Linked DNA regions of Mus musculus: region 2 is linked to region 1. Evidence: chromatin loops called from intact Hi-C (ENCODE). Cell type or tissue: gastrocnemius. All regions are shown on one strand. Each heading gives the region's core, and the rest is flanking DNA. Links, peaks and the distances in the headings are about the cores only.

What was found. A loop is a pair of places that touch in the nucleus more often than their neighbours do. Peaks named below come from ENCODE experiments on the same cell type or tissue, not always from the same donor. Only the 100,000 strongest peaks of a DNase experiment are listed, where the experiment ranks them.
Region 2: it touches region 1 in a loop (5-fold over the local background); 9 of 42 quality-filtered maps call a loop at or near these places.

What each region holds. Positions count from the first base shown.
Region 1 is chr6:133,603,496-133,619,918 of GRCm38, forward strand. It overlaps the pseudogene Gm34314. Among named protein-coding and RNA genes, the nearest start is that of Gm5885, 83 kb to the left of the region's middle. In gastrocnemius, for the core only: no CTCF peak of the experiment used is centred there; no DNase peak of the experiment used is centred there.
Region 2 is chr6:133,693,596-133,710,018 of GRCm38, forward strand. It overlaps Gm46987 (a long non-coding RNA gene), which reads left to right and starts at 7,591. Exons shown (of 3, transcript XR_001785444.1): 1 at 7,591-7,602. In gastrocnemius, for the core only: no CTCF peak of the experiment used is centred there; no DNase peak of the experiment used is centred there.

The DNA.
Region 1 (16,423 bases), core at 4,855-12,854:
TGGGTCTTTAGGTTACCTAGCTTCTGGTTTCTGTGCTGGCAGGCATTGTCAGTAATAGGTTCTCTCTAGTGGTATGGGTTTTATGTTGGATTAGTCATTTTATGGCCAGTCGAACCACATCTGTGCCACTTTTACCCTGGCATGTCTTGCAGGCAGGACACATTTAAGGTTGAAGTTTTTGTGGCTGCATCCAGGGTCCTATTCTCTCCACTGGAGTGTTTGAGTTATTAGAGAAGATGGCCAGTTCAGGCTTTGTATCCCCTATTACTAGCATTCTTCACTAGGGTAACCCTTGTGGATTCCAGGGAGTTTCTATTGTTCTACATTTCTCCATCACCTTGAGAAGACTCTCAGTTCAATTCTTCTCTCCCAGGACTTTCTCCCTTCATCCATTTTCCCCTACCTGATCCATTCTGTTTCCATTCCCACCTGCCCCCATGGAGACTATGTAATCAATTTAATTTTCTCTCCCCAGGATGATCTATGTATTCCCCCTTGATCCTTCCTTATCACTTCACCTCTCTGAGGTCTGTGTCCATTTTATTAAGTTCTGTATCTTTGCATACAATCCTACCAAGTTTAATAGCACATTTGTTTTATGAGTTTACTTTAAGGGGTTGAGTCTGTCTTCTTACTAATTGTCTGTATTATTTAAAGATAGAAAACATGAGGGGCATCTTTTGACCTTTTAAAAACAGTGCTTTTGTGAGATGTGGTTCCAGCATAAATGGTCATGACGAAGAGGTCTGCCTTCAGCAGGCAGCAACAGATTAAGCCCTGGTGAGAAGTAATTTGAACAAGAATGGAAAGCAACAATACAATTAAATTCCCCTGAAAATTTTTATTCTGATTAGAGAAGTGATAGGTATAGGTAAGGCAGTGTGAACACAATACATTACAATCCTGCATCATAAGCGGTCATTTGTCATCATTTTCCAAGTTCCAAATACTGGATATGGTACAATTAGGAGTCTTCAGAACAAAAATACCTATTCCCAAAACTACAGAAATGAACACAAAGGCCAATGCAATCAGTTCCTATATCTAGTTTCAGATGTTGTCAGAACTAAAGTGAACATCCCTATGGTATCTTATTTTGCTTTTTGTTATTGCTCCTACTATTGTTGTTGCTGCTGCTGCTGCTGTACTGTTTTTGCTGTTGTTTGAATAAGGATCTCACTACATAGTCATGACTGACTTGGAAATTCTTAGATAGAGAGTAAACTGTGATCTTAGTGAGTATTGGGATCAATGGTTTGTTTCTTTAAGTCTAGCATATTCTTCTTCCTTCTTATTCTCTTTCTCTTTCCCTTCTCTCTCCCTCCCTCCTTCCCTCTCACTTTTTCTCTTTGTAACTTTCTCTAAGAAAAGAAGGCTCATTCCATACAGAACCACTCTTAGACTTATATTGGCCCTGTTGCAAGTGATGTCATATGTCTATTTTCACTTCCAAATTCTTATTTAGCTGAGTTCACTTCTTGGTGTATGTTGGAGTTAATTCTTTTTTCTATGAAGATTTACATTTTTATGATCTTATGCATCTTTCCCTTTCTCTATAATTTCAGTTCCATGTCATACTTGACATAATACTGTAACTGAACATTCATTTAGATTCTTAAGTTCAAACTTCGAATGATAAAAAGCTAATCCTTATTAAGACAAGATTAAATGGTTTTAAGTTTTAATTAGATTGGAGGCTAGTTCATTTTAATCATTTATAATAATACCAAGGAATTTTGATGAAGCATACATCTATATCTTCACAACTCAGCTTCCAGATTCTTTCTTCTCCCTCCCTGCAATAAATAATCTTATGTTTTCATGAGAAGCAGAGATTTAAGTTGTATAATATATGCAACTGAAGATAAAAACATGGCTTTCATCTAGTTAAATGGGTTTTAAAAACTCTAATTCAGTGATCAATTGTAAAGTTAATACCACTGAATCATGGAAAGGGAGTGTCCACTGTATCTTATTTTGGGATTAAAAACATGACCTAAATCTGACTAACAAACTACACAGCAAACCCAGAAACCCTAGACAACATTTTCTGTGAACCTACAGAACCTACAAAACCTGTTGTATTTTCTGTTCCACTTTTTTGAATCTAATTTTTCCACTTTTTAATGCCTTGATTCTAAAGTTTAAAAGTGAACAACTGGGAGTCAGAAATCCAGTGTGTTCCAGATGTGCTCAAGAAGAACTGGGACCAACATTAATTACTAATTGGCCTGAGAAGCTGTCTTCACAACAGCTAATAGAGAACTGAAGTTCAGAGGACTTTGTTCACTCCATCTCCAACTATCAAAGGGTGTGATATGTGGTATTTGCCAGATGAACTCTTGAGAAATAACTCTAGGGCTCAGAGTCAAGAGAAACTGCTCAAGGATTTACCAGAACTGATGATTGAAGAGAAACACAGGGGAAAATGTTCATAGGAAAAGTGGAGGCTAGAGACACAATCAGGGCAATTTAAAGATAATTTGGTTCATACTTTTTCAGTGATGGCCAAAGATATCCCTTAATTTATGGTACTTCATGAGGACACTAGCAGTGGTGTGCCCAAAATATCCAAGATTGAGAACAGGTGTCCTCTTCTTTTTGTCTTGGATTCCTGTCACTCCTGCAAACTTTAATAAATATGGGCTACTACCACATTCTCCTGACCAGGAAATATCAACCTTACACACAGCATTTTGTCTAAGAGTTGACTGCAGTTATCATTGGCAGAAAGAGTTCTTCTGTATGCTTCCTTTAAACCTGATTGCAGACCTAATTGCATGCACAAAGCTTTGAGTCATTAGAAACGTCTCTGGCTTCAGTTATGCAGCATAATTGTTGACTCATGTGAGCCATTTTATACAAGTAAAGGTATCCACACTTGAAAACAAACATCACTAAAGCTTAAGACACACAGCAAACACCACAAATTAATAGAGATAGACTTCAATACCCTACTCTTTGTAATCCACAGGTCATCTAGAATAACTAAACAGTGAAGTAATGAAACTAGCAGATTTTATGAAAGAAATGGACCAGAATACAAAATATACAGAAAATGTTTTCTGTATAGTGTTTCACACAAACAGAAAAGATTATACCTTCTTTTCAGCACATCATGGATCCTTCTCCAAAACTGACCATATAGTCAGCCATAAAGCAGCCTCAACATATACAAGAAAACTGAAATTATGCTTTGCATCTTATCAGACCACCATGGGTTAAAGCTGGACGTCAACAACAGCAGAAACACCCGAAAACCTATACACTCATGGAAACCGAACAAATCTCTACTCAATGATAACTGAGTCAGGGAAGAATCAAGGAAACAAATTGAAGACTTTCTAGAATTCAAGGAAAATTAAGGGACAGCATATGCAAATGTATAGGACACAATGAAAGCAGGACTAAGAGGAAAGTACTTAGCACTAAGTTCTCCCACCTTCGTTTCTCCATGGGATAGGCAAATGTGTCATGAACACTTGGTTTTTTACTGAAGTTCATTGTTGTAGTCAGGGCCTAGGGGTCAAAATGGTGAGTTGTTTATGACATTTGAGTAGGAGTGATTACTCTTCCATTCCTTTCCATCAAAGTGACTAAAAGAAGGGATTGGGGATCCAAGAAAGGCTGAGGAAAAGGAGAAATATTTAATGGAAGCCAACTGGTTTTCTTCTTTTATTGAAGGATGATTATTCAAGTTGGATCTCTTAGAAAAAAAAATATAGGATTACTTGTAAAGTTAAATGGCAAATTGCCCAAGGTCACAAATGTCCTAAAGGCAAAAGTAACCTTCAATTTCTATCCATCCTACTATAAACAATCAGGCCAGCCAGTTAAAGATTCTGGTGGAATTGAGGGAATAGAATGAATTAGTGAGTTTCTTCTATCCCAAATGCACCTACCTCTTTTAAATTCAGAAAGGAAATAATTATTCTGTCTTCCTGTAGCAGCCACCCCATGCTCTGCTTGCTTTAGTGAAATAATGTATATGATTTTATAATCTTTTGAAACTCTCAAGTTGCTCAGGCTAGCCTCAATGTTAATGTTTAGTAGAGAATGACATTGAACTCATGATGTTCCTAGTTATGGATGGGATTAGAGGAATTAGCAATCATACCATACCTGGCTTTACTCTCCATATTGCAATGTTCACTTCAGCATCTCTTACCCCTTTCTATCATGAAGACTTTGTGTCTATTTGCATGCTCTTTAGATCTGACATTAAGAATGTGATATTTGGGCATAAATGTATATACTACTTGTTAAATCCTGAAGTAGTAAATATGGAAATTGTGTACACAGGACCCTGTAGAGAAAGTGACATTCCTTATGTGACTCTCTATCTCTGATGGAACTATGATAGGTATTTATCTCTTTATCTCTCTTATATCCTGTGTGTAGAACCTGGCTAGTTGGAACTACTGTATGTTTTGATTATGAAGATATTTTCACAGTTGTTCTTTTTGTATCAGCCTTTTCATTTCCCATGAAAGCTGACAGCATAGCAGAATCTCTGTGCGAATCAATCACTTCCCTTGGCTGCTTTGTTCCATCTTTTACATACATACTTTCAAAAGTATATTAATAGCAAAATTTTCTTGATGCATAGTGAGGACATCTCTTACTCTTGTCCAGTGAACTGAAAAGCCAGTTATTCTTCACAGTTACTTCCCTTCATTCTGTTTTGCTTTCAGCAGTGTGGTCTCCTGTGCCCAATTCACAGTCACAAACAACCATATCCAAGTTCTCATACTTTCATCTGTGCTGTAAGTTGAGCACAGGGAGAGCAGAGTAGGACTATATGTATCTTGGAGGAGCCTTTGGATTTTCTCTGCAGTATGTGCTGGAGGGCACAAATAATACCCCTTAATGAGAGGAGCAAAGGAATGGTGGCCTGGCAGCTCCATTGATCTCATATCTGACACAACAGGTTGTCCTAAACAGCTTGTTTCTCTTTTGCATATTGGCTCAATGTTACACAGTATGTCAGAGTTATATAATGTGTCATTTCTAGTGGATGAAAGTACACTAACTATATTATTGAATAATGTTTCTTGTATAATATTGCTGAAGGAAGACTTTCCAAACAATTGGCATAAATATAAGAATTTAAATGCTATCTCTTTGTGAATTTCTGATATGTATTTATAAACATGAGATTATTAGTAACTGAATTTTGAGCATGTAATTGGAGATAGAACTGTTTGCATATTTGTATTCCAACAGTAATGCTCTATGCTTAGAGTGATGTATTAAATGACTTCCTCTCTGTATTAAAAACAAACTTAGTAAACAAGTACAAAATTATAGCCTGTTAGTCACTGTCTTAGTTAGGGTTTTACTGCTGTGAACAGACACCATGACCAAGGCAAGTCTTATAAAAAACAACACTTAATTGGGGCTGGCTTACAGGTTCAGAGGTTCAGTCCATTATCATCAAGGTGGGAGCATGGCAGTATTCAGGCAGGCATAGTGCAGGAGGAGCTGAGAGTTCTATGTCTTCATCCAAAGGCTGCTAGTGGAAGACTGACTTCCAGGCAACTAGGGTAAGGATCTTATACCCACACCCATAGTGACACACCCATTCCAACCAGGTCACACCTATTCCAACAAGGCCACACCTTCAGATGGTGCCACTCTCTGGTCCAAGGATATACAAACCATCACAGTCACCAACAATGATATACACATAATTCCATCTTTGATAGAAGTTAATTTTCCTTTACAAAAGTGAATTTCTTCTCAAGTACTAGTGCTTTAGAGTACCCCATAAGCAATCAGTAATACAAGTCTTAATTTTAGTCAACCCAGACAAACTAGACTTAGTTGTCATCTCTTAATTGATAAGACTCTTCATCCCTCTGTCTTTATTTGTAATTAACACACTAAATGAAAACAAAACACTTTACAATTTTTCCTGAAGGTATTTATATTGTGTAGCCTTTGCTGACATGTATAGGTTGACAGTTATTTTTGTAATGATATGACTTTTATTAGTTGCATTTGTGATGGGGTTTTATGGAACCAAGGCTGGCCTTAAGCTTACTATGTAACTGTAGAAAATCTCCAACAACATTCTTTTCCTTAAATTTGTCTCATATAACACAACTGGACTACAGGCTCCCCTTCTTCCCTCATTTATGTGCTCTTCCACCTCCTCTGTTTCCCAGATCCACTGCTCCTCTGTTTTTCTTCAGTAAAATTCAAAACTTGCAGGGATATTTAAAAAAAGCACATCAGGATGCAATAAATCTAGGCATAAACACTAATATCAAGGCTGGACTAGGCAGTCTAGTAGGAGTAAAAGGGTCCCATGAGCAGGCAAATGAATCAGAAGCACACCCATTCCCATTCTTAGGAGTCTAACGACCATCCTACTCTAGACAACAACACATTTTTTGTTATAGTCCTAGCTAATACTTATGCAGGCTTCATCATTGCTGTTTCAGTGTCTATGAGCCTCCATGAGTCATGCTAAGTTGATTCTGCTGTCCTGAATCTCCTGGTGTCTTTGACCCCTTTATAACCTAAAATCCTTCTCTCTTTTTTAAGGGGCTGCCAGAGCTCCAGCTAATGCTTGTCTGTTGGTCTTTGCATCTGCTGTCATCAGCTGGTGGAGGAAGACACTGATGAAAAATGAGCTATGCACTGACCTATGAGTACAGCCGGATATCATTAAGAACCACTTCCTTGACTTTTTCTTTCTTTTCCTTTTCCTTTTCTTTTCTTTCCTTTTCCTTTCATTTCTTACTTCATTCATTCATTCATTCATTCATATCTTTCTCTCTCTTACTTTATCTCTCTGTCTTTCTTTCTTTTCTTTTCTTTTTTTATCACTTTCTGTCTGAGTACTCTTATAAGCCACCTATTTAACTAGTTGAAAGTCATGTTTTTATCTTCAATTGCATACATTTTACAACTAAAATTTCTGCTTCTCATGAAAACATAAGATTACTTTTCTCATATTAGGGGCGAATAAGAAGCTGGAAGTTGAGTTGTGAAGATACACATGTATGCTTCCTCAAAATCCCTCAGTATTAATTATAAATGGATAAAAGTAACTACACTCCAATAGAAGTAAAACTTAAAAACACTGTCTTAATAAGGATAAGCTTCTTATCACTCGAAGTTTGAGCATAAGAATCTAAATGAATGTTTAGTTACAGTATTTCATCAAGTATGACATGGAACTGAAAATAAAGAGGAAGGGAAAGATGCATAAGATCATAAAAATGTAAATCTTCATAGAAGAAAGAATTAACTCCAACATATACCAAGATGTGAACTCAGGTAAATAAGAAATTAAATGATGAAAATAGACATATGATATATTTTAATAAGTGAGAACCATATAAGTCTAAGAGTGGTTCTATATGAAATGAGTCTTCTTTTCTTAGAGAAAGAGAGAAAAAGGGAGAGGCATGGAGGGACAGGTTGAGGAGGGAAAGAGATGGAGAATGAGCAGGAAGAAGAACATGCTAAGCTTAGTGGAGCATACCATTGATCTGAATACTCACTAAGATCAAAGTTTATTCTCTATCTAAGGAGTCAATCATGACCATGAATGAGATCCTTATTCAAACAACAACAGAAACAGCAACAGCATCAGCAACAGCAACAACAAGAACAACAACAACAATAGCAGTAGCAATAACAAAGAAAAGCAAAATAAGATACCATAGGGAGGTACATTTTGGTCCTGATAAGATCTGAAACTAGACATAGAAACTGATTGCACTGGCCTTTGTGTTAATTTGTGTAGTTGTTGGAATAGGTCTTTTTGTTCAGAAGACTCCTAATTATACCATATCCAGTTTTGGAGCTTGGAAAATAATGACAAATGACCACTTATGATGCAGGATTGTACTGTATTATGCTCACACTGGGTTATATATACATATCACTTCTCTAATCAGAATAAAATTTCTCAGGGATATTTAATCGTATTGTTGCTTTCCATTCCTGTTCAAATTAATTCTCACAGGGGCTTAATCTGCTTTTGCTGCTGAAGGCTGACCCCTGCTCATGTACGGTTATGCTGGTTATGCTGGGCCATATGTCACAAAAGCAATGTTTTCAAATGGTCAAAGATGCTCCTCATGTTTTTCATCTTTAAATAGTACAGACAAAATGTAAGAAGACAGAGCTAACCCCTAAAAATAAACTTATAAAACAACTATGCTATTAAACTTGGTAGAATTGTATGCAAAAATTCAGAACTTAATAAAATGGGCAGAGAGCTAAGAGAGCTAGATTGATAAGGAAGAGTCAAGGGAGAATACTTGGATCATCCTGTGAGAGAATATAAAATTGATGACATATTCTTCCTCGGGGGAGCTGGGAATGGGAACAGGATGGATCAGGTTGGAAAAATGGATGAAGGGAGAAAGTTCTGGGAGAGAAGATTTACCTGAGAGTATTCTCGGGCATCAGGTAAAAATGTAGAGCAATGGAAACTCCCTGGAATCTACAAGAGTGACCCTAGAGAAGAATGGCAATAACAGGGGATGCAAAGCCTGAACTTGCCAGTTCTCTAAAAACTCAAACCCTCCAGTGGAGAGAACTTGACACCGAAAGTAGACACAAAAACTTCAACCTTAAATGTGTCATGCCTGCAAGATATGCCAGGGTAACACTAGAACAGATGTGGTTGGACTGGCCGTACAATGACTAATCCAACATAAAACCCATATCACTAGAGAGAACCTATTTCTGACAATGTCTGCCAGCAAAGCCACCAGGAGCTAGGTAACCTAAAGACCTATGATAAAACAAAGTGATAGAGGCAAAAAATGTAATAATGGAATGATTTCTAATAATATTCTGCTGTACTCATAGAAAGGACCCTAGCATACTAGCCATTAGAGAAGCTCCATCCAGCAATAATATGGGAGCAGATGCAAACCTCCACAACAAAATATTATTTAGGGATAACTGAATCCTTCAGAACGTGGAAGAATAAAAAAGGATTATTTTAGGCAGAGGGCTCAAGGACACCGTAAGAAAATGTCCCACAGAATCAAATAACCAGGACTCATAGAGGCTCATACACACTGTAAAAAAAATCTCAGACATGACATTGTTCTGGACTAAGCCTTCTATATACATAATGAGGTTGTTTAGTTTATAGGTTTTGTGGTACTCCTAATAAATAGTATAATAGAAAATTTCCCTGACGATATTGCCTGTTTGAGACCATTTCTTCCTACTGACTTGCCCCATTCAGCCTTGATATGAGTGTTTGATCCTAGTCTTACAATAAAGTGCCTTTCTGTGTTTTGTTGGTATCACTGGGAACTCTGCACTTTTCTGAATAAAAATAGGGAAAGCAGTGAGTCTGGAATAAAGGGAGTGGGAGGGATGTAGAAAACTGGGTGAAGAAGACAGACTGGAGTATGTAATTTGGATATATTTTATGAGAGAAAAGGAAAGGAAAGGAAAGGAAAGGAAAGGAAAGGAAAGGAAAGGAAAGGAAAGGAAAGGAAAGGAAAGGAAAGGAAAGGAAAGGAAAGGAAAGGAAAGGAAAGGAAAGGAAAGGAAAAGGGAATGAAAATAATAAGTTGAAGGTTGTCTTCAGTTATAACATGAGCTAAAGACCACCGTGGTCTCCATAAAACCATATCAAAAATGCAATTAATGAAAAATAATTTTTTCTGGAGAGAGAGATGGCTAAGTGTTTAAAAGCTTTCACTGCTCTTTAGTAGGTCCTGAGTTCAAGCCCAGCAACCACATGCTGGCTTACAAACCATCTAGTGGCATCTGATACCATCTTGTGGTGTACTCATAGATATAAAATCAATAAATCTGAGAAAAGCATATCATCACAGAAATCAATCAACCTATACCACAGGATGGGATCATGAAATGTTAAGTGTAGGAAATCCTTTTTGTAATAAGGTCAGGAGTTTATGTCTCTTTTAAATGCATTTATTTCAGGAAACATAGAGACATGAAGAAATTCCTAGCAATTAAAAGATGGAATTCAATTATAATTTAGTCACATTCACATCAATAGAACTAAGTTTAAACTAACACATTTATCATTTATGTAGCAGTTGGTTAACGGAATGCTGAATAGAGATTTTTAGCAATATTAAGAAAAGTGAAACCACTTACTTTAAATCCAAACAATTGGAACAGAAACTGCAACAAGGGATTATAAAAGTACAAACCTGACAGATGAGCTAGCGAATGTTACAGTGTTGAAAACTCAGGTTTTCAACTCCTTCAATACATCTACCCAGTTTCCTTTAACTGAAAAAAACTCAACAAGAGACCTTAAAATTATATATTATAATATGGATTTGTAATGCAGACTGCAAGGAAGAATCATTTAGTTACAGGGGCATAAGTGTTTTCCTTTGCTATCTGTGTTGTGGGTGAAAAAATGGAAATATTTGCAAGTATTCCTGGTGTGTTTTGCTAGGTGGTGTATTCTTGGAGCTACAGCTCTGAAATTCTCTTCCTTACCTTAGAAAGAAACAAAGACAACACTCAGAAATTGCATGCAGAAATTTTATTGGAAGAGTATAGACAATCAACACTGATTCGTTGACCTTTAGGTTTGAAGGACATATTTTTATGAACCCGCACACCTATGGTCACTTGATCTTTGACAAGGGAGCTAAAACCATGCAGTGGAAGAAAGACAGCATTTTCAACAATTGGTGCTGGCACAACTGGTTGTTATCATGTAGAAGAATGTGAATCGATCCATACCTATCTCTTTGTACTAAGGTCAAATCTAAGTGGATCAAGGAACTTCACATAAAACCAGAGACACTGAAACTTATAGAGGAGAAAGTGGGGAAAAGCCTTGAAGATATGGGCACAGGGGAAAAATTCCTGAATAGAACAGCAATGGCTTGTGCTGTAAGATCGAGAATTGACAAATGGGACCTCATGAAACTCCAAAGCTTCTGCAAGGCAAAAGACACTGTCAATAAAACAAAAAGACCACCAACAGATTGGGAAAGGATCTTTACCTATCCTAAATCAGATAGGGGACTAATATCCAACATATATAAAGCACTCAAGAAGGTGGACTTCAGAAAATCAAATAACCCCATTTAAAAATGGGGCTCAGAACTGAACAAAGAATTCTCACCTGAGGAATACCGAATGGCAGAGAAGCACCTGAAAAAATGTTCAACATCCTTAATCATCAGGGAAATGCAAATCAAAACAACCCTGAGATTCCACCTCACACCAGTCAGAATGGCTAAGATCAAAAATTCAGGTGACAGCAGATGCTGGTGAGGATGTGGAGAAAGAGGAACACTCCTCCATTGTTGGTGGGATTGCAAGCTTGTACAACCACTCTGGAAATCAGTCTGGCAGTTACTCAGAAAATTGGACATAGTACTACCGGAGGATCCTGCAATACCTCTCCTGGGCATATATCCAGAAGATGTCCCAACCGGTAAGAAGGACACATGCTCCACTATGTTCATAGCAGCCTTATTTATAATAGCCAGAAGCTGGAAAGAACCCAGATGCCCCTCAACAGAGGAATGGATACAGAAAATGTGGTACATTTACACAATGGAGTACTACTCAGCTATTAAAAAGAATGAATTTATGAAATTCCTAGCCAAATGGATGGACCTGGAGGGCATCATCCTGAGTGAGGTAACACTTTCACGTAGGAACTCACACAATATGTACTCACTGATAAGTGGATATTAGCCCAAAACCTAGGATACCCAAGATATAAGATTCAATTTGCTAAACACATGAAACTCAAGAAGAATGAAGACTGAAGTGTGGACACTATGCCCCTCCTTAGAATTGGGAACAAAACACCCATGGAAGCAGTTACAAAGACAAAGTTTTGAGCTGAGATGAAAGGATGGACCATCTAGAGACTGCCATATCCAAGGATCCACCCCATAATCAGCTTCCAAACGCTGACACCATTGCATACACTAGCAAGGTTTTATCGAAAGGACCCAGATGTAGCTGTCTCTTGTGAGACTATGCCGGGGCCTAGCAAACACAGAAGTGGATGGTCACAGTCAGCTAATGGATGGATCACAGGGCTCCCAATGGAGGAGCTAGAGAAAGTACCCAAGGAGCTAAAGGGATCTGCACACCTATAGGTGGAACAACATTATGAACTAACCAGTACCCCGGAGCTCTTGACTCTAGCTGCATATGTATCAAAAGATGGCCTAGTCGGCCATCACTGGAAAGAGAGGCCCATTGGACACGCAAACTGTATATGCCCCAGTACAGGGGAACGCCAGGACCAAAAAATGGGAATGAGTGGGTAGGGAAGTGGGGGGGAGGGTATGGGGGACATTGGGATACCATTGGAAATGTAATTGAGGAAAATATGTAATAAAAATTTTTTTAAAAAGTACTCTCTGAAAAAAGGAAAATTATTAAAAAATTAAGACATGTTTAATGTTCCTTAACTGCTATTGTTATCCCATAGTGGTAGGAGCCTTCACTCTCTTCTTCCTGCATCTCCTATACCTCATTCCTTCACCATTTTCTCAGGTTTACTCTTCTTAGGCACAGAGAAGAAAATGGAACTGAACTAATTCTTAAAAGATTAATGTGAATAAGTATCTTAGATTGTTCACCCATTGGTTCTGATATAAAAGATTCCATGATTTACTTCCAAATATTTTAGTGCTATGTGTCCTGATTGATTGAAGAACAGAAAATAACTTAAATATTTATTAACCGAAAAAAGCCATAAACACATCATGACAGACCATGCATTGAATCCTGTGTTTGCAACTAGCAAAATAAAAGCAAACAAATTATGCTACCTGGAGATCCACAGACTTTACTAAGTTATGAATTTTCTAAGAAATCTGGATTGGGAAATAAATGTTCTAAGGGTCTACATAGACCTTTCATGTAAAGCTCAATTGTCTGTAATGTTTACTCACATACACATACTAATATTTATATGGTTATTGCCAATGGTTAAAATTAAATACTTTAAAGGAAAAATTGAAACTTAATATAATATATAACTATGATATTCAGCCAAATGTATTCCTAGGAATATAGATTCTGACCAACTTGGGCATTAACCAATTTAGAAGAACATATTAAAAAACTGAACAAGGTTAGAGGTATCTATAAGGTATCATTTAGAGACAATATATCCAAACATTGATGTGTGAGTTAGGCATATGTTATATAGTTAAGTTGAGAAGGCAGTGAAGATGAATTCAGAGGACATAAGAACAAAGAATGATTGCTTCTATACTTCTATAAATGTAGTCAATGCAAAGAGTAAACATTGTTACAAAGTAAGGTAATAAAAATAAATTTTATAAAAGGGAGCAATGGAGCATAAAGTTGCTGTGGTGTTATGTGCCTCAGGGGCACAAGTACATTGGAGATCTTGTGCAATATCAGCTTAGACCATCAAAGGCATACCACTTTGATTGATTGCACTGTCTGAATGCTAAGATTTGAAATGTGGCTGAAGCTATTGCCATGTGCATATGCTGACAACTAGGAAATTTTCACACTATGATTTGACAAATACCAAGGCAAGATCTATATATTTATTAAATTTGACTCAATGATCTTACCTAATTTATTTAAGGGCAGATAAAAAAGTGTGCTGGAGACAATTTCTTTCCTTTTTGTATATTTTCAAAATAATAGAAATGATTTTATTCATTCTAATCGCTTCATAATACTCAGATCCAACCTGAAAATTAGGATGATTCTTCTTTGGAAGTATATGTTGTGGTAGATCTTCTGACTTTTCAGGAGAGGAGGGGAGTTCCTTTTTAACCTCTTCTACCTTTTCTTCTCCAGATTAACTTTCCTGTTCTTTCACAGCAGAGTCAGAAGGCCTCTGACTCTCTGCTTCTTGAGATTCCTGAGTTTGCTGTTGCTGTTCCTGTTCACTCCCAGAGTTTGCAGAAGACTCATTTCCTGCTGGTGCTGATTCAGGCTCTTGGACATTCCCTGTATTTACCTCAGCAGAAGAAGGATCTGAACCTGAGACCTGGGTTTGATTCACAGGAGCTGCATAGAAATGTCCGAAAGATGTGAGCACATTGATAGAAGACTTTCCTCTTGTTTTTTTCCCTGACCTGATCACACCATCCTTTCTCTCAGAACCTGTCTGCCAGCTGCTAACTCCCTCTCCCAGACATCCTTATTTTAGCTTTCTAATTCCACAATCCAAAACTACTTAGGTTAACATCAAGGTAGCTGAAGTTGTACTTCAGGTCACAATAATAAAATCTCTGCTGTGCAAAGTGTTTTAGTCAAAGTTTGTGATCTCAAGAATGAAATATAAGTTAACTATTAAATACCCATACACTTCAATACAGAATAAAGCTAACAATAATGGTGTACAATACTGCATGACCAGGGACAATTTGCTTCTGTTTTTCCTTTAATTAAAGACAATTACCTAGTAACAGGAAGGCAAAGAGAAAACAGGGAAAGCTAACAACTCCATCTTGTTCATGAAACCTGCTTTTTATACGGGAACTCCAAGGAAAAATAGAACCATGGATTTTCTCACAATCGGAGAAGTCAGTATAAGGCTTTTGTGTTTTCTGCCTCATCTCACAGTGGTGATTTGGGCTGGGAACCAGACAAGTCTCTTCTACAGCTATGGAAGCTTTGTCTCTCCTTCGTTCATTTGGCTGACCTTAATCATATCTCAATCGTCAGGTTGGGGAATATTTATTTATATACTTAGAGAAATGAATATTTACTCATCTATAAGACGTATAAGATGAGACAGCAATCTGAAACACAGACAGTTGAACTGCATGCAAGGATGATGGATTGTGTTTACCTGGTTCTGATTGGACATCAGATGTACTCTGGACATCTAGAAATAAAGAATAGAAACAAGAGAAACTTCAGACTACAATCTTTCAGAGATTACTGAAGTCCTACTAAAAAATGTCTTCTGTAAAAGTGCATGGATGCAAGAGCATGTGTGATTTCCCTGTGTTCTTACCTTCCACAAAAACACAAAGATCTTTTTAATTCTCCCAGAAACACTACTATCAAATAGTTCTCTATTTGTAATTACACTGCATGCTTCAAAATTATCCTGAATAATTCAGCTTGAGAATATGTCCCACTCATTTTTTTAATTAATATCCCTTAACACAGTCAGGAGACAAATCCCTGAGTACACATCTTAAAATGTTACATGTTATGCTTCACATTCTGGAGGTGGGCTAAGGAAAATGTATAAGATTGGCTCTGATAATGGTATGTTAGTGTCTATAGCATTCAATATATTCTATATTTCTGTGCTTTGAATTATTCCTGGCATGTTACTATATCATGTTTCTGGCACCCAATATGCAGCAAAGCTGTCTGCTCTCACTCTCTGCTCTGACTATGACAATATGCTCTCAAATCTACCCTTTGTTTTCATGTTTTTTTTTTTACATGTGCAGAGCACTTTCCTGAACACAAAATGGGCTGTCTTATTCCTCTCTTCAAGAATTTTATGAATTTCAGGTAGAATATTATGTAGAAACACCATGTTACATGATAAAGACATAACTATTCCCATCTTTCTATGGCCCTGTCTTTCTTCTCATCCATGTCTGTCATTTCTCCCCTGTTTTCTTGACTCTTTTCCTTAAATGTCTCCGGATCCCATCCTGTATTCCTTGGTACCTTCATCTGCACTCTGAGCTGAGCTCAGGGCCAGCAAGGTTGCTGTGAGTAGGACCACAAGCATCTTGGAGGAGGCTCTGGACTTTCTCTCAAGTGTGTGCTGAGGCATGCATGCCCATACTCTTTATAAACGCAAGACAAACAAAGGTATCTTTGAGCATCAACTGGATGACATTGCTCCATTATTTCTCTTTGGGACTGTAGCCCAGCAGGGTGGAGCATGGGAGATTTCCAATGAGAATTGACTACAGGAGCAACATCTAATATGGTGATGATGTTAAAGGACAATTGTCTCTTTACAGCCAAGTATTATTGCATTGTTTGTGTGCACCACATTCTCAATCTACTCAGGAGATGTAAGGCATATAGTTTGTTTGCCCTTCTTAGCTACTGTGAGAGTATTGCACAAGTATCTGAAGAGTGGGATGTTGAGTCCTTTGGAGTAACCCAAGCAGCAGTAAATCAGTGTCATCTGGTAAATTTCCTTTGAGGTTTTCAGAATTCCTGACTCCTAATTCCATACTGTTTGCTCTAGTTTCCTCTCCCACAGAAACTGAAAGTGAACAGAAGGGTAAACACAATCTGCTGATATATTGCCACCTATTATCTTGATCTTCACTATTCTGACAGACAAAATCTTAATGTACTATTAATTCGAAATTTTCTAACTGCTAAGAATTTTGAACACAACCCTCAATGTTTTGAACACAACCCTCAATGTTTGTTTGCCAGTATAATTTCCTGTGTTTGAATCCTCTTTCTAGATCCTTTGTCAGTTTTCATT
Region 2 (16,423 bases), core at 4,243-12,242, 89 kb after region 1:
TTATTGTACTGTGCATGGGATCCCCAAAGAGGAGTTATGGGAAACAATGAATGAGTTGAGGGATTTACAATACCGTAGGAAGAACAGCAACATCAACAATCCAGATACTAAAGAGCTCCCAGGCACTAAGCTATCAACCAAAGAGTACACATGAAGGGACACATGGCTCCAACTACATATTTAGAAGAGGATGGCCTTATTTGGCATCAATTCGAAGGGAAGGCCTTGGACTTGTGAAGGCCTGATGCCCCATTATAGGGGAATACTTGGTTGGTTAGGCCATGGTGTGTGGGTTGGGGAGCATCCTCAGATAAGCAGGGAAAGGCAAGATGGCATTTGCAGAGGGGAAACTTAGAAAGGGGATAACATTTGAGAAGTAAATAAATAATATAATCAATAAAAAAAGAACATTAAAAGAATGTAGACATCAGCAAACCATTTCAAAAATGGGATACAGGTCTAAACATAATTTCTTGACAGAGGGATATCTAATGGCCAAGAAGCTCTTAATTGAGAGAAATGATCAACATCATTAGTCATCAATGAAATACAAATAAAAACTATTCTGAAATTTCATCTTATACCTGTCAGAATGACAAAGATCAAAACTCAGGTGACAGCTCATTGTAGTGAGGATGTTGAGCAAGGTTAATAGTCCTCTATTGTTGGTGGGAGTCGAACTTGTGCAATGATTTTGAAATCAATTTGGCACATCTCAGAAAATTGGAAATAGTCCTACCCCATGAGCCAGCTATACCACTCCTGAGCAAAACAAAACACATGCTTGACCATACCACAATGACACTTGGTCAACCATGTCCGTAGAAACTTCATTTATGATATCTAGAAATTAAAATAAACTAGATGTCCCTCAACTAAAATTGGATAAGTAAAATGTGGTGAATTTACAGAATTTTATATTTATGACACAGCTATTAAAAAGCATGATGTCAACTTTTCAGATTACAGATTACTGAGCAAGGTGAGTGACAGAAGGAAATCTTTCAGAGCTCTTCTCTCCTCAGACACTGCTGCACATGGGTCTGAATAGCAGCATCCACATTTTAATGTGTTCTAGATTCCTGGGTACAGTTCTGCCAAGAATCAGTTCTTGTTCAATATAGGATTGTTTTATCTTTTTTTTTTCCTGTTGTGGACTTGTTTCTCAATTCTCATTATTTCTATGAATTCTTAAAAGATGGAAACCACATGGGACAGTAATGACCTCTTGAAAATTCAGTATTTTGGGAAAGATAGTCCCAGCATAATGGTGTGCAACCATCCACGGGGGGGGGGGGGGGGGTGTCTTCAGCAGGCAACAGGAGATTCAGTCCTTAGGAGAAGTAATTTGAACAAGGATTTCAAAGGGTCTGTGCCATTATTTAGGAAGTGAGAATCAAATTTCATTCTGAACTTTGATTCTGAGTAGAAGAATTATAGCACAGTTGAGGCAGTGCTAGTATTGCAATATTACAGCATGAAGGATTATTTGTCATCAATTCCCAATCTCTAATAACCTGTTATGGCAAATATTGGAGTCATCAAAACAAGGGGACATTTTCACCCAACTATGCAAATTGACAGAAGGATCAAGGCAATCAGTTCCTGTGAACCCTTCAGACCTTATCAGGATGAAAGAGCCCCTCTCTCTCTTTCACTTGCTTACTCCCTCCTTCCTTCCCCCTTCCTCTTTCATGCCCCCCTTTCTATGCCTTCTATCCTGCATTTTTATCTTTAGGTAAAAAAAGAAGTCTCCTACCAAACAGAACCATTCTCAGAAAGTAATGGTTTTCTCCCCACAAATCTGTGATGCTGCTAGAAAACATGTTAAATATATATTTTTACTTCCAATTTCTTGTCATACTTCACATTTTGTTATTTGTTAGAGTACTTTCTTTTCCGTAAGAAGATTTAAATTTTTCTGTGGTTTTCCTTATGTAACTTTCATTATAATTCCTTGTTCCGTGTTATGTATGAAAGAGACCATCCTGTCCCTAAATGTTCTTTAAGATTATTTTGATCATCATGCAAATGATAAGAAAGACACCATGATGCAGACAAGATAAAATTATTTTAAACTTTTAATTCTATCTTTGTAGTTTTGTTCACTTAGAAACTAGTACTTAGGACTATTCATGAAGTGTGCAGGAATATATGAGTAACTGTGCTTCTAGTCTTTCATTGTTTTCACGGTCTAAGGAAAATAATTTATATTTTCATCAGAAAAATATGTTTTATTTGTATAATTTATGCAACTGGGTAAGGTAAGGGTTATATCAGGTAAAAGACAAACTACAGTGAGGTGTTTTTTTGAATTTGAAAAGTACATCCCATGAAAATATCAGTAGGCACTGGCAATTAAAACTTATTTCTTGAGTATTGAAAATTTTTCACTTAAAACTAACTTAACAACCAGACAGCATGCCTAGAAACACCTGGGAATACTTTCCATGGACCTACATAATAAGAGTTTCTCTTAATCCAAAAACAATTGTCAAGATCTGAGAGTCATAGAACCAGTATTTTCCTAACTGTGCACAAATGAATGGAGGAAATTGGGACTACATAGCCAAGAACATTTGGGCAACAGAAGTTTGGCTTAAACACACACACACACACACACACAGAGAGAGAGAGAGAGAGAGAGAGAGAGAGAGAGAGAGAGAGAGAGAGAGAGAGAGAGAGAGATACAGAGACAGAGACAGAGAGAAAGTGAGAGAGAGAAAGAGGAGAGAGAAAGAGGAGAGAGTTGCAAGCATAAATAAGGGAAGACTGGTATTAGAAAAATCAGGGAGAGGGGAAAGGGGTTTCTGGAGGGTAGACATGTAGAGGTGATAACATTTGAAATGTAAATAAAGAAAATAACTAACAGAAGAAAAAAGGAAAGAATGGAGGAAGGTAGTGTAAGAGATTCTCATGAACAAAGTACAGTGATGCATATGCATGAATATATCACAAGAAAAGCCATTATATTTTTATGAATTAAAGATTCTAAATAAAAAGCATAGGAAAAGAGAATAAAATAATGTTCTTTTCAGAAATGTTGTTAGAAATGGACATCATCAATGTAATCTAAGTAATCTAGCTTCACAGCAGTGCACATGCAGGTGGACTCAGTGACTTTCAAAGAAAGAACACTCAAAATTAGGAAAACATTCCCAGTTGGGTGGATAGTACTGAAATGGAGGAGGGAAAATGAAAGGAAGATGAAATTTCAAGACCTGTAAGTCATATAAAGTACTCAGAAATTGCTGGTTGTTTGTGAACCTAGAGGCTGCCTGGGGGCGAGAACAAAGCAGAACAGAAAGGGCTGTTGATAAGACATTCCTAAAAACAGCCTGACTGTAAAAATGAAGAAAAAAAAAGCAAGGACAAGGAGGGCTATCTTGTCTGGGTCAACACCACCTGGCCAGAACCTCCCCTCTGTCTACTGCCCCTTGACGCCAGTTAAGTTATACATCAACTGGTTGCTATGTGAACAAAGATAAGCCCCCAGCCCACAGGAACAAAGTCCTGATGCACTTTTGCTGATATGTAATCTTTCTGTTAATGTTTGAATAAGCCAATAGTGTGTCGCTATGCTGAATTCCACACCCCTAAGCCCCTTACCCCATAAAAACCCCTAGCTTTCGAGTCTCCTGGCCGACATCCATTATCTCCTATGTGGGATGCATGTCGGTCTGGAGCTTCATCATTAAACGTCCTCATGAATTTACATCAAGATGGTCCTTCGTGATTTTTTTGGGTGCACGCCGAATCGGGAATTGGGTGGGGGGGTCCCCACTAGGTTCTAACAAAAAGAGGGTAGGTTCAATCAAACTCCATTACATATCTTTATTGACTTCTTGAACAGGAAACATATACACTTGATAAATAAAGAGTTGCATTAAATATTATAATATTAAAGCAGAACAAAATGTCTAAGATGTGCAGAACTTCAACCTGATACCTACCCATTCTTCATCCCCACTTTCCTTCCTAATAGTTTTGCTTACCCACTCTTCTGTAACCTGATCTCTGTTTCCATTGAAATCAGAGGTGATATTTTTTCTTCATGATACAGTACACTCTGCACTCATTGTTGACACTGAAGGAAGTCAGGTAATGGATCTGAGTGAAATGACATTTAACAGAAGCTCCCACTGTGTTGTAGGACACAGAGCCAAGGTCAAGACTGGCTTCCTGTAGGACTTCTTCTTCCAGGAGTACACATTATGAAACATATAGCTTGATTCTTGTTAAATCTTTTTCTCTCTCTCTGTTTCCCACTGAAGCCTTCCTAAGTCACCCAATGAAAACCAATCAGGGTATTCTCTCTGTCTATTTCATATCTGGAGAAACCATATAGTTATCTTGCATTCAATAGAAGAAACTCCCAGAACTAATCAATTTCTCTTTCTTCCTTCCAGCCCTTAATTGTAGAGAGAATTATGAAGTTATGCCTAGAGAAGATTTGCCAAGGCCTAGCATCTTCCTTTCAGAATACACACTCATTATGGCATGAAGAAAGTTTAAGAATTTACAATGAAGTTAGAGACTATACTGTTTCGGAAAGTGGGAGTAACTGATTTTTTTTTATTAGAGACTATTGACTAGTTATTTTATTTATCAAGCTTCACAGAAACTTTTATAGGCGGTACATTTCAGGTTGGACCTTTTTAGGATATTACCAGCTTTATCCTTCCATGTTGTATGTCCAAAGTGTGTAGGGTCATCTATAATAGGGTCTTATAATGAAGTTCTAGGATGCAGCCAGAAACAATTACAAAACTGATATTGTTTTGTGTCTTGGACCAAACAATGTACAGGAATTCCCCCATGCCCAGTTCTGTGGTTTTGGTTTGACCATCTATGCTGCCTGTGGGGAGCATTATCAGCCCAATAGTGTATATCATTTGAAATATACATATACTTTTTGGATACATATAAACTTACTTATTCTAACTGTTTCAAGTAAAAATTAAACAGATGTCTCTATAATGTTTCTAAACATATATCATGTTATTTACCTTTGTTTTTTCCTCTACTTCTGCATGTCACTTCTAACCAGATAATTTCCTTAAAAATTTCCCACCTTTTCTCATAGAATTGTTATTCTACCATGGACTTTAAAACTTCTTTCCCTCCATCACATGATTGGTCTTTTTTACATCCTTGGCTACTCCATGTTATATATTCAATTCTAAGGAATCACAGCTATGGACCATTAACAGATTAGTACATGGAACATCTTCCTTACTGTACCTTGGGTAACATCACTCATGTTATCATTTACTAGGCCCATTTATTTACCTACTAAATGTTTGAGAAAGGATCAATGTTTTTATCAAAGCAGCAGAAAACATGAATAACTTAGGAAAAAAAGGTACCCTTTCCTTATACCAAATACAAATTTACTGAGAAAGAAAACATGAAAACAATACTATTGAAAATAGCATCAAAATCTACCTATACGGAAACCTAACCAAAGATGTGCAAGATTTCTACACTGAAAGCTCTTTTCTGGAGAAAAGAGATGTAGCAAGGCATCAGAGGATGAAAGAACTCCCATGGTCATGGTTTGGTATCATCAGCATTGTATCATGTGTATCATAATAATATTTAGTAATTCAACATAATCCTAATTTAAAATTTATGAGATTCTTCTCAGAAATTGTCTAACATCATAAACTTCATATGTGGACAAAAAAAAAACTCTGGATCCTCAAACCAAAAGATTCTAATGATTTCTAAGAAGCAAATGATTTTGGGGTGATTGCAATATGAGATTTCCTGCCAGGTTACAGAAGTATAGCAGTTAGAGAATTTCAAATTAATAGTACACTGAGATTTGGTGTTACATCAGTCAGAATAGTGAAGATCAAGATAATAGGTGACAACATATCCTTCAGAAGATGTTTACCCTTCTGTGCACTTTCAGTTTTTTGTGGGAGAGGAAACTAGAGCAAACAGCATGGAATTAGGGGTCAGGAATTCTGAAAACCTAAAAGAAAATTTATAAGATAACAATGATTTACTGGTTTTATAGTACTCCAGAGGACTCAACATTCTACTCTTCAGATACTTGTGCAATACTCTCACAGAAGCTAGGAAAGGGTAACAAATTATATGCCTTACATCTCCTGAGTGGATTGAGAATGTGGTGCACACAAACAATGTAATAATACTTGTCTGTAAAGAGACAATTGTCCTTTAACATCATCACCATATTAGATGTTGTTCCTGTAGTTAAAGCTCATTGGAAATCTCCCATACTCCACCCTGCTGGGCTACAGTCCCAAAGAGAAATAATGGAGCAATGTCATCCAGTTGATGCTCAAAGATACCTTTGTTTGTCTTGCTTTTATAAAGAGTATGGGCATGCATGTCTCAGCACACAGTTGCGAGAAGTCCAGAGTCTCCTCCAAGATGCTTGTGGTCCTGCTCAGCTCAGAGTGCAGATGAAGGTACCAAGAAATACAGGGTGGGACCTTGAGACATTCAAGTAAAAGAGAGGAGAAAGCAGGGGAGAAATAACAGATATGCATGAGAAGAAAGACAGGCCCATAGGATATCTGTGAGAAAGATGGGAATAGTTATGTCTTTATCATGTAACATGGTCTTTTTTACTTAATATTCTACCTGAAATTTAGTAAATTCTTGAAGAGAAAAATAAGATGGCCCATTCTGTGTTCAGGAAAGTGCTCTGCATTGTGTAAAGAGACATGAAAACAAAGGGTAGATTTGAGAGCATATTATAGTCAGAGGAGAGAGTGGGAGCAGACAGCTTTGCTGCATATTGGGTGCCAGAAACATGATATAGACAAACATGTCCAGATTAATTCAAAGCATAGATATAGAAACTATATTGAATGCTATAGATAATAACCTAAAATTATCAGAGCCACCTTATACATTTTTCTCAGCCTACCTCTAGAACGTGAAGCAGAGCATGTAACCTTTTAAGATGCGTACTCAGGGATTTGCCTCCTGACTGTCCTAAGGGATGTTAATTTTAAAAAATGAGTGGGACATATTCTCAAGCTGAATCATGGAGGATAATTTTGAAGTATGCAGTATAATTATATATATGTTACTGTTTGATGGTAGTGTTTCTGGGAGAATTAAAAAGTTCTTTGTGATTTGGTGGAAGGTAAGAACACAGGGAAATCGCACATGCTTTTGCATCCTTGTACTTTTACAGGATCGTCTCAGACAGTAAGTGTTCAGCTTAATTGTACTAAGAAGTTTTACTCTGGAAGTCACTTTTTTGGTAGCTCTGTAAGCTCTGAATGATTGTAGTCTGAAGTTTCTCTTTATGCTATTCTTTATTTCTAGATGTCCATCATTTTTGCATGCTGTTCAACTGTCTGTGTTTCAGTGTGTTGTCTCGTCATATATGTCTTATACATGAGTAAATATTCATTTCACTGTTAATTTCTTTATGAATATAAATAAATATTCCTCAACCTGATGATAGAGACGATACTGAGTTTAGCCAACTGAACGAAGGAGAAAAAAATCTTCCATAACTGTAGAAGAAATTTGTTAGCTTCCCAGCCCAAATCACCACTGTGAGATGAGGCAGGAAACAAATGTGCCTTTATACTTATTTCTCTGATTGTGAGAAAATCCATGGTTTTATTTTCCTTGGTGTTCCTGTATATAATAATCAAGCTTCATGAACAAGATGGGGTTGTTTCCTTTGTCTGGTTTCTCTTTGCCTTCCTGTTACTAGGTAGTTGTCTTTGATTTAAGGAAAAACAGAAGCAAATTGTCCCTAGGCATGCAGTATATTTATTCTACACCGTTATTGTTAGTCTTTTTCTGTATTGAAATGTGTAGGTATTGAACAGTTAACTAATATTCCATTCTTGAGAATGTAAACTCTAACTAAAACACTTTGCACAGCAGAGATTTTATTATTGTGACCTGAAGTATAACTTTCAGCCCTCCAGAAATTAACCTAAGTAGTTTTGGAATTTGGAATTAGAAAGCCAACATGAGGATGTCTGGGAGAGGTAGTTAGCAGCTGGAAGACAGGTTCTGAGAGAAAGGATTGTGTGATCAGGTCAGGGAAAGAAAACAAGAGGAAAGTCTTCTATCAATGTGCTCACATCTTCTGGACCTTTCTATGCAGTTCCTGTGCATCAAACCCAGGACTCATGTTCAGATCTTTCTTCTGCTAATGTAAATACAGGGAATGTCCAAGAGCCTGAATCAGCTCCAGCAGGAAATGAGTCTTCTGCCAACTCTGGGAGTGAACAGGAACAGCGACAGGAAACTCTGGAATTACAACAATCAGAGGGTCTGGGGCCTTCTGATTCTGCTGTGAAAGAACAGGGAAATCAATCTGGAGAAGAAAGTGTAGAAGATGTTAAAAAGGAACTTCCCTCCTCTCCTGAAAAGTCAGAAGAACTACCCCCACAGAAGAATCTTCCTACGTCTCAGGATGGCTCTGAACAGTCTAGAGCCAGTAGAGCAGATAAAATCATTTCTCTTATCTTGAAAATGATAAGAAAAGAAATAAAATTTGTTCCACTCCCTTTTGTACCATGGAATTAAATAAATTAGGTAAGATCAATGAGTCAAATTTAATAAATATAAAGACCTTGCCTTGGTATTTGTCAATTCATAGTGTGAAAATTTGCTTGTTGTCAGCAAATGCACATTGCATAAGCCTCAGCCTCATTTCAAGTCTTAGCATTCAGACAGTACAAGGTGGCATGGCTTTGATGGTCTAAGCTGATATTGCACAAGATCTCCAATGTACTTGTGCCCCTGAGGCACATAACTCCACAGCAACTTTATGCTCCATTGCTCCCTTTTATAAAATTTATTTTTATTACCTTACTTTGTAACAATGTTTACTCTTTGCATTGACTACATTTATAGAAGTATAGAAGCAATCATTCTTTGTTCTTATGTCCTCTGAATTCACCTTCACTGCCTTCTCAACTTAAGTATATACAATATGCCTAACTCACGTAGGGTGTTTAGATCCATTGTCTCTAAATGTTCCCTTATAGATACCTCTAACCTTGTTCAGATTTTTCATATGTTCTTCTAAATTGGTGTATGCCCAAGTTGGTCACAATCTATATCCCTAGGATTACATTTGGCTGAATATCATAGTTATATATTATAGTAAGTTCCTATTGTTTGTTCTTGAAAGTCATTTTTTAATCCTTTGGCAATAACCTTAAAAATATTAATATGTGTATGTGAGTAAATATTATACACAATTGAGGTTTACATGAAAGGTCTACATAGACCCTTAGAATATTTATTTTCAAACCCACATTTCTTAGAAAATTCATAGCTTCATAAAGTCTCTGCATCTCCCCGTAGCATGATTTGTTTGATTTAATTTTGCTGGTAGCATACACAGGATTCAATTGCATGGACTGTCATGGTGTTTTATGGCTTGTTATGTTAATAAATATTTAGGTAAGTTTCAGTTGTTCAATCAGTCAGGGAACATAGCACTAAAATATTTGGAAATATATCCTGGAACCTTTTATATCAGAACCAATGAGTGAACAACCTAACATAATCATTCACATTCATCTTGTGAGAAACAGTTTAGTTCCATTTTCTTCTCTGTACCTGACAAGAATAAACCTGAGAAAATGGAGAAGGAATGAGGTGAAGGAGATGCAGGATGAAGAGGGTGTGGGCTCTCTCTGCTCTCACTTCTGGGGGACCAATACCAGTTAAGGAACGTTCAACATGTCTTAATTTTTTAATATCTTTTCTCCTTCTTTTCTGTTTCAGAGAGTACCTGATAAAAATATGTCCTTCAAACGTATAGATCAACAGATCAGTGTTGATTGTCAACAATATTCCAATAAAATTTTCAGCATGCAATTTCTGAGTGTTGTCTGTGTTTCTTTATAAGGGAGGGGAGAGGATTTCAGAGCTGTAGCTCCAAGAAAACAACACCTAGCAAAACACACCAGAAATACTTGCAAATATTTCCATCTTTTTCCCCCACAACACAGATAGCAAAGGAAAACACTTTATGCCTCTGTAACTAAATGATTCTTCCTTGCAGTCTGCATTACAAATCCATATTATAATATATAAGTTTAAGGTCTCTTGCTGAATTATTTTCCAGTTAAAGGAAACTGATTAGATATATTGAAGGAGTTGAAAACCTGAGTTTTCAACACTGTAACATTCCCTAGTTCATCTGTCAGGTTTGTACTTTTGTAATCCCTTGTTGCAGTTTCTGTTCCAATTTTTTGGATCTAAAGTAAGTGGGTCCAATTTTCTTAATATTGCTAAAAAAAAAAACTCTAATCAGCATTCCATTATCCAACTGCTACATAAATGATAAATATGTTAGTTTAAACTTAGTTCTATTGATGTGAATTTGACTAAATTATAATTGAATTCCATCTTTTAATTGCTAGGAATTTCTTCATGTCTCTATCTTACCTGCAATAAATGCATTTAAAAGAGACATAAATTCCTGACCATATTTCAAAAAGGATTTCCTACACTTAACATTTCCTGATCCCATCCTGTGGTAAAGGCTGATTGATTTTGGTGATAATATGATTTTCTCAGATCTATTTATTTTATATCTATGAGTAATCCATAAGATGGTATCAGATCCCACTAGATGGTCTGTGGCCAGCCTGTGGTTGCTGGGATTGAATTCAGGACCTGGAAAGAGCAGTGAAGGCTTTTAAACACTTAGCCATCTCTCCATCCAGATGAAATTATTTTTTATTAGTTGCATTTGTGATAGGGTCCTGTGGAGACTACGGTGGTCTTTAGCTCATGTTATAACTGTAGGCAACCTTCAACTTCTTACTTCTATTCCCTTCTCCTTTCCTTTCCTTTTCTCTCATAAAATACATCCAAATTACAGGCTCCATTCTGTCTTCTTTGCAGAGTTTTCTACATCACTCCAACTCTCTTTATTCCAGACTCACTGCTTTCCCTAGTTTTATTCAGAAAAGTGCAGAGCTCCCAGTGATACCATCCAAACATAGAAAGGAACTTTACAGGATCAAAGACTAGGATCAAACACTCATATCAAGGTTGATGGGGGAAAGCCAGTACGAAGAAATGCTCTCAGAGTAGGCAATATAATCAGGGACATATTGCATCATTCTTTTAGGAGTCCTACAAACTAAATAACCTCATTGTATATAAGGAAGGCTTAGTCCAGACCAATGTCATGTCTGAGATTTTTGTGTCAGCCTGTGTGAGCCTCTATGAGTCCTGGTTAATCAATTCTGTGGGGCATTTTCTTGCAGTGTCCTTAAGCCCTTTGCCTAAAATAATCCTTTTTTTCCCATCTCCCGAAGGATTAAGTTTATTCTTGAATAATATTTTGTGTGGATCTCTGCATGTGCTCTCATCTTTTTACTGGATGGAGCTTCTCTAATGGCTAGTATGCTAGGGTTCTCTCTGTGAATGCAGCAGAATATTATTAGGAATCATTTCATTATTTCATTTTTTGCCAGTATCACTTTGTTCTATCGTGGGTCTTTAGGTCTCCTAGCTTCTGGTGGCTGTGCTGGCAGGCATTGTCAGGAATAGGTTCTTTCTAGTGGTGTGGGTTTTATGTTGGATTAGTCATTGTATGGCCAGTTTAACCACATCTGTGCCACTTTACCCTGGAATATCTTGCAGGCAGAACATATTTAAGGTTGAAGTTTTTGTGGCTACATTTGAGGTCCTATTCTCTCCACTGGAGGGTTTGATCTATTACCAAAGTTGGCCAGTTCAGGCTTTGTATCCCCTGTTACTAGCATTCTTCACTAGGGTCATCCTTGTAGATTCCAGGGAGTTTCCATTGTTCTACATTTCTACCTCACCCCTGAGAAGACTCACAGTATCAACCTTCTCTCCCAGGTCTTTCTCCCTTCATCCATTTTTCCTACCTGATCCATCCTGTTCCCATTTCTACCTGCCCCCAGGGAGACTATGTAGTCTATTTCATTTTCTCTTGAAGGATGATCCAAGTATTCTCCCTTGACCCTTCCTTATCAATCTAGATCTCTGAAGTCTTTGCCCATTTTATTAAGTTCTAAATGTTTGCATACAATTCAACCAAGTTTAATAGCACAGTTGTTTTATCAGTTGATTTTTAGGGCTTACATTGGTCTTCTTACATCTTCTCTGTATTACTTAAAGATGGAAAACCTGAGGGGCTAACTTTGACCTGTTGAAAACAGTGCTTTTGTGAGATGTGGCCCCATCATAACCTGGCACAAGCAGGGGTCAGCCTTCAGCATGCAACAACAGATAAAGCCCCATTGAGAATTAATTTGAACAGGAATGGAAAGCAACAATACAATTAAATTTCTCTGAGAAATTTTGTTCTGATTAGAGATGTGATATGTAGAGATAACAAAGTGTGAACACAATGCATTACAATCCTGCATCATAAGCTGTCATTTATCATCATTTTCCAAGCTCCAAAACTGGACATGGTACAATTAGGAGTCTTCTGAACAAAAAGATCTATTCCCACAATGACAGAAATGAACACAGAGGCCAATGCAATCAGTTTGTATATCTAGTTTCAGATCTTATCAGGACCAAAGTGTACCTCCCTATGCTATCTTATTTTGCTTTTGTTTTTTATTGCTACTGCTTTTGTTGTTGTTGTTCTTGTTGTTGCTGCTGTTGTTTCTGTTGCTGTTGCTGTTTTTGTTGTTGTTTTAATAAGGACCTCACTCATAGTCCTTATTGACCTTGAACTACTTAGATAGAGAGTAAACTGTGATCTTAGTATTGGGATCAAAGCCATGTTCCACTAAGCCTAGCATGTTCTTCTTCCTGCTCATTCTCCTTCTCTTTCCCTCCTATCCCCCTCCCTCCTTGCCTTTCACTTTTTCTCTTTCTTACTTTCTCTAAGAAAAGAAGGCTCGTTTCATATAGAACAACTCTTAGACTTATATGGTTCTCACCTATTAAAATATATCATATGTCCATTTTCATTTAATTTCTTATTTACCTGAGTTCACATCTTGGTATATGTTAGAGTTAATTCTTTCTTCTATGAAGATTTACATTTTTACGATCTTATGCATCTTTCCCTTCCTCTTTATTTTTAGTTCCGTGTCATACCTGACTAAATACTGTAACTAAACATTCATTTATATTCTTACACTCAAACTTCGAATGATAAGAAGCTTATCCTTATTAAGACAAAGTGTTTTTAAGTTTTACTTCTATTGGAGTGTAGTTACTTTTAACCATTTATAATTAATACTGAGGGATTTTGAAGAAACATACACAACTCAACTTCCAGCTTCTTATTCCCCCTAATGTAAAGGGCTGCAATATATGTGCCGCCACTAGATGGTGCTAAACCTCTTTGTGCGCAGCTGCGAGAGCACAGCCCGCCAAAGTCACCAGTCCTTCTCCCGGGGCTTTTGCCCAACCACTGGGGGCTTTAACCTATCCCCAGGGTGCATGAGGATCATGGGTGTTGCTACCAGTCCTAGTTTAGACACGTCGCCAAAAGTATTTAAGCCACACACTTTCTGAGCCTTCTTTGTCTACCTCACTATGTTATTGAAGTAAAAGTTAACCACGGAAGAACCTGGTGTGTCCTGTGTTTATTTCCCGCGGGACAGGGATAAGCTCGGGATACCCTAATATGAGAAAAGTAATCTTATGTTTTCATGAGAAGCAGAATGTTAGTTGTATAACATACGCAACTCAAGATAAAAACATGACTTTCAAGTAGTTAAATAGGTATAACAAAAATGCAATTCAGTTATTAGTTATAATGTTAATACCACTGATTCATGGAAAGGCGTTGTCAACTGTATCTTTTTTTGTGATTTAAAACCTGGCATAAATATGATTCTAAGGAACTACACAGCAAACCCAGAAATGTTGCCAGAAACCCTTGGCAACATTTTCTGTGAAACTATATGTTTCCTTTGTATTTTCTGTTTCACTTTTTGAATCCAATGTTTCTACTTTTTGATGCCTTGAATCTAAAATATAAAAGTGAAAAACTGAGTGTCAGAAATCCAGTGTGTTCCCAGCTGTGTTCATGCAGAACTGAGACCAACATTAATAACTAATTAGTCTGAGAAACTGTCTTCACAACAGCTAATAGAGAACTGAAGCTCAGAGGACTTCGCTCCCTCCATCTCCAACAAGCAAGGGTGTGATGTGAGGCATTTGCTGCATGAACACTTGAGAAGTAACACTAGGGCTGCAGAGTCAAGAGAAACTGCTCAAAGATTTACCAGAACTGATGATGGAAGAAAAACAAATGTTCATAGGAAAAGTGGAGGCTAGAGACACAAGCAGGGCAATTTAAAGAAGTTTGCTTTATACTCTTTCAGTGATGACCATGTTTATCCATTAATTTATGGTTCTACTTGAGGACATAAGCAGTGGGGTAGCCAAAATATATGAGACTGAGAACACTCTCTCTTGTCATTTTCTTGGATTTCTGTCACTTCTGCAAACTTTAATAAATATGGGCTGATACCATATTCTCCTGACTAGGAAATATCAGCCTTACACATAGCACTTTGTCTTATGGAGTTGACTGCAGTTATCATTGGAAGAAAGAGTTCTTCTGCATGCTTCCCTTAATCCTGATTGCAGACCTAATTGCACACACAAAGCTTTGAGTCATTGAAAACGTTTCTGACCTCAGTTATGCAGCATAATTCTGGCCTCATGTGAGCCATTTTATACAAGTTCTTCTACAGAATAGGCATAGAACTAATCTAGGAGGTTTAAAGCATGGTCACGATTGTTCTTCTTATTGATACCTTTTTGTAAATTGTTAAAAAATGAATTCTGTCAATAACCTCTCTGAAGTCTTTTGGTTCTTTTTCCAATAATTAATTTTAACATATACTTTCTTCAGAAGGGTTTTAAAAATTGTGTTTCTCAGTCTGTTGGGATTGCCCCATACCATTGAATGTCCCCAAATAAACAGAAAGTTTGAGTTTCCAAGCTAATTTTATTTATTGGTTATGTATAAGTCCAACATATTCATGGTCATTTCAGGAAATTTTTGTTTACCTTTCGACTGGTAATTTTACATACCTAGAGAGTGTTCTGCTTCAGTACAGGAAATATTGATCATGTTCACCTTGTTAAAAATTTCCTGTATTATTATACTGAGTGGAATTCATATTATAAGACAGGAACTTCCTTGATTGGGCAAGGAAGCTGAGGGTTGTATAGTCAGAGGATCAAAATATAGCATTACCCTTGACTGTCCTTATCTTCCTGTAGTGTAACTTTCTTTTGAACTGAATTCAATGCTGGGAAGACAGACCCACTCTCCCCTAGCTAGCTATCTGTTCTTTGTTTATTTGCTGATAACATTCTATGTTCTCTTCCTGTAGGAATCCTTAATAAATATTTAAATTCTTTGTTAAATCTTTCTGGACTAGAGCGAGTTTGTCTCTATCTTTATTTTTTGTTATTGAAATTGCCCATCACCTGTGTGGTGGTCAGAGGACAACTGGTCAGCACAGGTGACAACCTCCAGTTGTTACCTGTCCCCCATGGTTAAAGGAGAGGACGATCCTTCCAAGCTGTTCTTCAAGTTCTACCAGGAAAAGGATCAAATAATCACACAGACACATAGACACAAATTATATGTGCACACTTACACAGAAAAAGAGGGGGAGGGAGAAAGAGAGAGGAGGCAAGAAGGGGAAGAGAGAGAGAAGAGAGGAGAGAGAGAGAGAGAGAGAGAGAGAGAGAGAGAGAGAGAGGTGCACAAATGTAGACTAGAAAAGTCAGAAAATTCAAATACTTCTTCAAATACTTCTTCGATGGGATAAGGTACATAGCTGCTCATCCTGGAATGCTAGGAATGATGTAATCATTCAACCTATCTGTCTGTTGATTCAGGACTAAATTTATCCAAATTTACATTTTTATTCATCCCAGACCCCACTCCTAATTCTCACACAGTGCATTTAGCCCAGAAAACCTACTCTTATGATTGATGTCACTTGTAGGTTACAAGAGCCTAAGTTTCACCTGCATTAACTTAGGATCAGAAAAATTCTGACATCCACAAGAACTATGATTCTCTCAGGTAAAATGCATAGTCTTGGGTACTATCTCAGTGTCAAAAGAACTCATTTGTTGAAAGAATGAAGATATATCTTGTAAAGAAATTCAGAGTAAGAATGTATTTAAAATATTTTGCACTTGGAATTGAGTTAATTTTTATCTGAATAGTATTTTCAGAAGTTTTGTTATCTTTAATTATGTTTTTTAAAACGATTATGTCCAAACTCAAGGCGTCTTGGTTCGGCAATGTGTGTATTGAAATCCAATCGAACAATTTCATTCTAACTTACCCAAACCAAAAAGGAGAGCTACATCCAAGAATACACAAGAAATAATTCCATACCAGTACAGAATTTCACAGAAGAGAAGAGCTGTCTCCCTCCCCCACAAAAACATACACATTAAC